Regions from separate parts of the Mus musculus genome. Here region 2 is linked to region 1. A link is a loop called in an ENCODE intact Hi-C map of the cell type or tissue named here. Cell type or tissue: left cerebral cortex. All regions are shown on one strand. Each heading gives the region's core, and the rest is flanking DNA. Links, peaks and the distances in the headings are about the cores only.

Evidence for each region. A loop is a pair of places that touch in the nucleus more often than their neighbours do. Peaks named below come from ENCODE experiments on the same cell type or tissue, not always from the same donor. Only the 100,000 strongest peaks of a DNase experiment are listed, where the experiment ranks them.
Region 2: a loop joins it to region 1, with 2.5 times the contacts of the local background. A loop is called at or near these places in 2 of 42 quality-filtered maps.

The regions. Positions count from the first base shown.
Region 1 is chr13:89,778,217-89,781,135 of GRCm38, reverse strand. All of the region lies in intron 1 of Gm4117 (a long non-coding RNA gene), which reads right to left. It overlaps LOC108168105 (a long non-coding RNA gene), which reads left to right and starts at 2,326. Exons shown (of 3, transcript XR_001781016.2): 1 at 2,326-2,453. In left cerebral cortex, for the core only: a CTCF peak has its summit at 1,701 (motif pointing left); a DNase peak (open chromatin) is centred at 1,699.
Region 2 is chr13:90,087,821-90,090,739 of GRCm38, reverse strand. It overlaps Xrcc4 (X-ray repair complementing defective repair in Chinese hamster cells 4), which reads left to right and starts at 1,132. Exons shown (of 8, transcript NM_028012.4): 1 at 1,132-1,243. Tmem167 (transmembrane protein 167) reads right to left here and starts at 1,073. Exons shown (of 4, transcript NM_025335.3): 1 at 957-1,073. The coding sequence starts at 959. In left cerebral cortex, for the core only: no CTCF peak of the experiment used is centred there; DNase peaks (open chromatin) are centred at 1,117 and 1,595; H3K4me3 peaks cover 1,981 bases; H3K27ac peaks cover 1,340 bases.

The DNA of each region.
Region 1 (2,919 bases), core at 311-2,810:
ATGTGATCCTACTTAGTTCTCCATTAATAAATCCTGCTGGAAACTCTCTGACCAGGATAAAGTGAGCTCCATAGCAGATTCTTATGCCCTGGCTTGGTTACCTGATCAACCACTACCCAACTGTGGGAAACAGAAATGAAATGTGCTGGCTTTTGTGTTAAACGTTAACGTTAAATGAGACAAAGAAAGGAAGAAAGAAAGAAAGAAAGAAAGAAAGAAAGAAAGAAAGAAAGAAAGAAAGAAAGAAAGAAAGAGAAAGGAAGGAAGGAACAAAGAAAGAAAGAAAGAAAGAAAGAAAGAAAGAAAGAAAGAAAGAAAGAAAGAAAGAAAGAGAAAGGAAGGAAGGAAGGAAGGAAGGAAGGAAGGAAGGAAGGAAGGAAGAAAGAAAGAAAGAAAGAAAGAAAGGAAGAAAGAAAGAAAGAATTGTCTTTAAAGAAGTCATAGAAAGATGCCATTTGTCAAAAATCCCTTCTGAGACAGCATATTCCTAAAAGTCAAAATCCGTGGTTGGGTTCCATTCTCCCTAGCAACTGCATAGTATTAAATTAGTCGGCTGCATACAAATGAGGGGCTGAGATCTGGCCTCTCAAAGTGAGGCACAGGACAGACCCACTGCAGTTAGTTTTAAAAGATCCAAGGGGGATCCTGGCGGAATATGCTAAGTTGCTTGATTTATCAAGGCTCAGCACCCTTCTGCAAAGTAAAACCTTTTGTTATGTTGAAATACTTTAGATTGTGTGTCAGTCTTCCCTGGGATTCTAGTTCCTCTCCTAACCCACCCAGGGATGCTCTCATCACCTAGTCTTACCTCTGGTGCTTTGGTTCTGTCAGCTTGTGTAACTCAAGGTTAATCCTGGAGGGAGCATACTTCTCGAACAATATCATTTATGGTTTCTGTTTTATGGTACACTGGTTCTTTGTCCTTATCTTTGCCTTGCCTGATTCCTTGGCCAGCTTCTGAACTCAACCCTCCTCCTAAGCACACAGCCTTGCCTTACTTCTTCCAAGACCTACTCTGGCCTTGTCGAGTGAAACAATCTATTCTGATCCTCAGTTAGATAGACATCATCACAGTCCAGTGTGTGGTTCAGGTTATCTGTTAGTGTCTTTCTCCAGCTATACAAGATGGACCGATTTTTCATAAGTCTCTTGCTGCACCATCTTTGTACTTGGAGCTCTTCAGAAACACAATACAGTGTGATTTTGATTTGTTGCTGGCTTTGGTTGGTTGGTTTGATTTGTTGATTCTGGAATCGAACTTGTACCCTTGGTCATACTTTGTAAGGCCTATCATTAAGTTGTAGTCACAAAAACTTTTAGCCTGAATTGGATAATTGAGGTGGCAGAGTGGCTAACACTGGTTCCCAGAGATGTTACTAAGTGCATACTAATCAGGAACACACGCCGAAATGATCTTTAACATGGCTTTCAGTTCCCTGTGTCGGCTCTGCTTCAGTTTCAGTCTCTAGATTGTGAATTCTCCTGAAGTGATTGGATTCGATTTTCTCACAAGAATAAAGATGTTTATTGTTCTCCCTCCTATTAGAAAACATGATTTAAAATACCTTTTTTTTTTTTTTTTTTTTTTTTTTGGTAAGGGGTTTCTATTGGTTTTTGCACACTTCCCCAAATGTCTCCTATTAATGGGAATTCTGTAATTACAAAACCAATCTAAGAGGTGAAACGCCACCTGCTGGACATATTTGCTGGACATGTTCTCAGACAGGTCTAAGGCCCTAAGAACAAGAGAGCTTTGTTCTTTGGCCGTGAAATCACACTGTGGTTTCTCCTCCCTATACTCAAATCTCAACTTTGTAACTGACTTTCCTGTCTATGAATCACACACACACAAAAATGTTATTTGTTAAAATACAACATATTGATTTGGACCATGTTTATTTGATGTCTAGCTACTTGTTTCACATTGGCACTTTGAGGGGAAAAAGATAATTCCACCAAAGTAAAACTGAGTGGTTTTAGTCTCTTATCAACTTGGTTTGAAAGCAATCCTTGAGTATTAAGAGACACCTTGGCTAGACAGTCAGACAAGGGATAGGAGAGTTCACACATCATGGAGCAGAACATACATTAAGTCCAACCTTTCCTCTAGTTCCTACCGTTGGCTCAGCAGTTTTTAATTTGCCTTGCTTCAGAGAGAAACCATTTAGAGGATAAGCTGGGGCTCTGGGTTAGCAGAGTTATTTTAGTGTGAAGTGGAATCTTTGTCCGGATAATGTTTTCCCTAAGTTTAAGGAAATTTAAATGACCTCCACTTAAAAGGAACAAAAAGACATGATTATGCTTGGTTTTCTTTCTCCACCTCAGAAAAAAAAAATATCCATCTATAATGTCTACTAAGGTTCAAAGAAGCTTAGGAGAAGGTGGTCATGGTTAATTAATGAAACAACAAGAGGATTGCTACCAGCCTCCAGCCTGCTTAGGATGCCTCTAAGGTACTTTATTTAATTTTCACAGAAGAAACACATTCATTTAGCCAAAGCTAATGATTCTTTCCAGCAGCCCCAGGTCAGCCAGCTATTCATATTGTAATTTCATCTCTGTCATTCTGTATTTCGGCCTCTTCACAAACACATTTTTCCCCTTTTCATTAGTTTTTCTCTGCCCTAATTGCCGTCAGTCAGCTTAGGACATTATGATATTTCAATTTCTGTTTCCTGTGTCCACCAGCCTAATGCTTAATGTATTTGCTCCTTTGCCAGTTTTCATTTAACCTTCCTTTTTCAGAGACTTCTTAGGACATCTCAAAAACTTTGAAATCTCTCTGAACATTAAAAATAATTCCTTTACTGGAATAACCACTCAAGTTGAATTTGCCCTCCGCCCCCGTCTTCCCCCTTCCTCATCGATGAGATGCACCATCTCCTTGACCTCTATAAACACTGGTGTTCATATACAGAC
Region 2 (2,919 bases), core at 99-2,598, 310 kb before region 1:
TAATGGACTCAAATTCAGTATCTTCTAATCGTAGAATTTGAGGTCTAGTGGGGGTGGGAGAGTCCTGGCTGATTTTGAGATGATAACACAACAAGCTTTCTCTAGAAATATAGTTATAAATGGCTTCTAAACCCACTGAAGTGATAGTGAAGGGAGATTCCTGCATTTACCAGACTACTGAAAAGATGCATTCATAGATCTTTAAAAGTTAATTACTAATGTTTACTTTACTCAGGGGCTTTCTGTTCCTTGTCCTGACCTTTGTTGTTGTTGCTATTTGTGATTTATAGTGTAAGGTTTTCTGAGGTTTAAACTATTAAACAATCAATAATAACACGCATAGGAACTCCCAAAGTGAGTGGTGGTCTGCGAGTAAGGCTCAAGTTCCTTCGAGACAGTAACTAAAATCATTAAAAACATTCGTTTGCAAAGAAGTGTCTTTAGAATTGAAAAAACGATGAGGGAGGGGCCCTATCTCGCCATTGATTCCACAGGTAAAACGGAAGCAGTAGTATCTAGTGTTAAGAAAACCGGCAATCCATTAATTACTGCAGAAAGATGCAGGTTGGGTGACACAGGGAACACATAAAAGAAAGGGGAAAGGGGGAGACTGAGACTCCAGCGTTTGAAAGTGTATATCCGTCCAGATATTTGTAGCAGATGGCAATCGGCTTAGTGGAATGCCACCGTAATTCCACACTAAACAACGCAGCAAGTCGGCCTCTTGGCGAGGGGCCGAGTCCACCACCCGGGTTCTTCCTAGGACTGTTGGCCTGATGCTCCGGGATGTGCATCGCGGCCGCATGACTCCCAGCCTGTGCACCCTCGGATCCCCGGAGAATCACGCTAGCGCCAGGGCTCCCGCGCCCCACAGCGCCCGCACCATCCCCGCCGCCCCGCACGAGCCGCGGCCCCGCCGAGAAACTCAACCGCGGCCAGGAAGCCCAGGTTCTTACCATAGTGAGGCCGGTGCTGGTCCAGCCACATCACCCTTCCGGGCCGGGGCGGAAGAGGATGCAGGCCCGCTGTGCTTCCCGCTCGCTCCAGCGGTCCGGTTGGACCTATCGCGGCGCCTCCGCCCATGCCGCACCATTCAGACTCCGTGATAGGCTTCTGTTACCGGAAGAGGTGGGACTTGGCCGACGACTCGCAAACCACGGTATTAGCGGATTCTCTCATTGGGCGCATCGGTTTATCTCTGGCGTCCACAATTTTTAGAAGACCGGAAGTGGAGTACTGAGAGGTAGGGCCCGGAAGTGGCTGTGGTGTCTTTCCAGAAGCAATGCATTTTTTCCCCCCTTTCTATGTCAACCTCCTGTAGTCCCTGATTTTAGCTTTAAAGCTGCGCAGTGCGTGCTTTTTACCCTGTCTGTGACCCCCTGAGCCTTTTGTAGATGTAAGGTTTTCCCAATGTGAGCACCTGTTGGGCTCCTTCCTAAGTGTCTCTTTCTGTGTCACGTGGAATTTTCAGTCGTGAGGGACTCCTTGGAACTGTGCTGAGCTGCTCTGTGGTGGAGACTTGGATTTAAAAGGCTGCGTCCAGTGTGATGACCCACCAGCCCCTCCCGCCAGCCAATGCTGGCCTTGGCTGGCCCCCTCCTTGTTTGCACACTCTACATCCGGGGCTTAGACGTTCTAGGCCGTGGGGAGAGGGAAAGAACTCTGTGGTAGCTACTGGAAAGGAACGGCCCATTCCCGAGGGGATTATTTGGCTAGTATAAAACCAGTGGGTGAGAAACGATTTCACCTCTAGTTCTCTTTATGAGTTTTGTAGATACGGGGAAGATGTAATCTGATGTGTTCAATTTTATATACATTCTTGGAATGATTCTGAAGTCGGGCACTTTCCCCACTCTTCCAAGTGTATCAAAATTATGGAAATCCTGTGTGTTTAAATAATTGTTTTTTTCCTTTAGTCAGTATGGCTCTAGTATTTATTCAGAATGTTACCCATTCTTTAACTTAATGACCTAGAAGAAGTATAGAAAGCTTTAGTGAAGGAAACTGATGTGATATGTTAATTTCTAACCATTATTTAGCTGAATCATGAGAATCTAGTACTTATGGCAACACAGTACTTTTACCTAGTGCTATGCTATATGTGATTGTGTTTATTACTGCATTGTCATCCAAGATTTTATTTGAAATTATTACTACATTTTTAAAATCAGTTATACCCAACTGCTAAACCTGTTGATCAAATACTCAAGTTCAGAATCTGCATCTTAGTGGTATCAGGAGACTGCAGGACAAGGGATTTCTTTGAGTATTTGAATGGGGGACTGGGGATTAGGCCAATAGGAGAAGTGATTGTCATTGAATAGTCTCAAAATTGCTTTGTGTTATACTTACTATTTAAGTTGACTAACCATGAATGTTTCAAATGTAGACGTAGAAAATATGTTCTGAGCTCAGTAAGTTTGGGTTTTACAGTAGTGAAAGTGTTGGTAGATGTTATAACTGACTCTATTCATATAAAGATTGCTAGGTCCTACTGTTTGACACTTCAGGTTGATGTTTCTGTATGAGGTTCTGGTCCAGGCTCTAGTAAAGAGGCTAAGGTTGTTTAAGATGGTAATTGGTTTGTTGTATTTATGGGCAATTTAGGCCATAGTTTCTTATATATCTCAACTTTAGAATAGAGGCAATTAACACTTTTCAGTTCTTTGTTTTTGTTTTGTTTTGTTTTTCGAGACAGGGTTTCTCTGTATAGCCCTGACTGTCCTAGAACTCATTCTGTAGACCAGGCTGACCTCGAACTCAGAAATCCATCTGCCTGTACCTCCCAAGTGCTGGGATTAAAGGCGTGCACCACCACTGCTGGCAACACTTTTCAATTCTTAAGTTATCCATAGAAGTACATAGTGTCAGGAGGTAGAGTTGAACGTGTGTGTGTGTGTGTATACATATACATATATA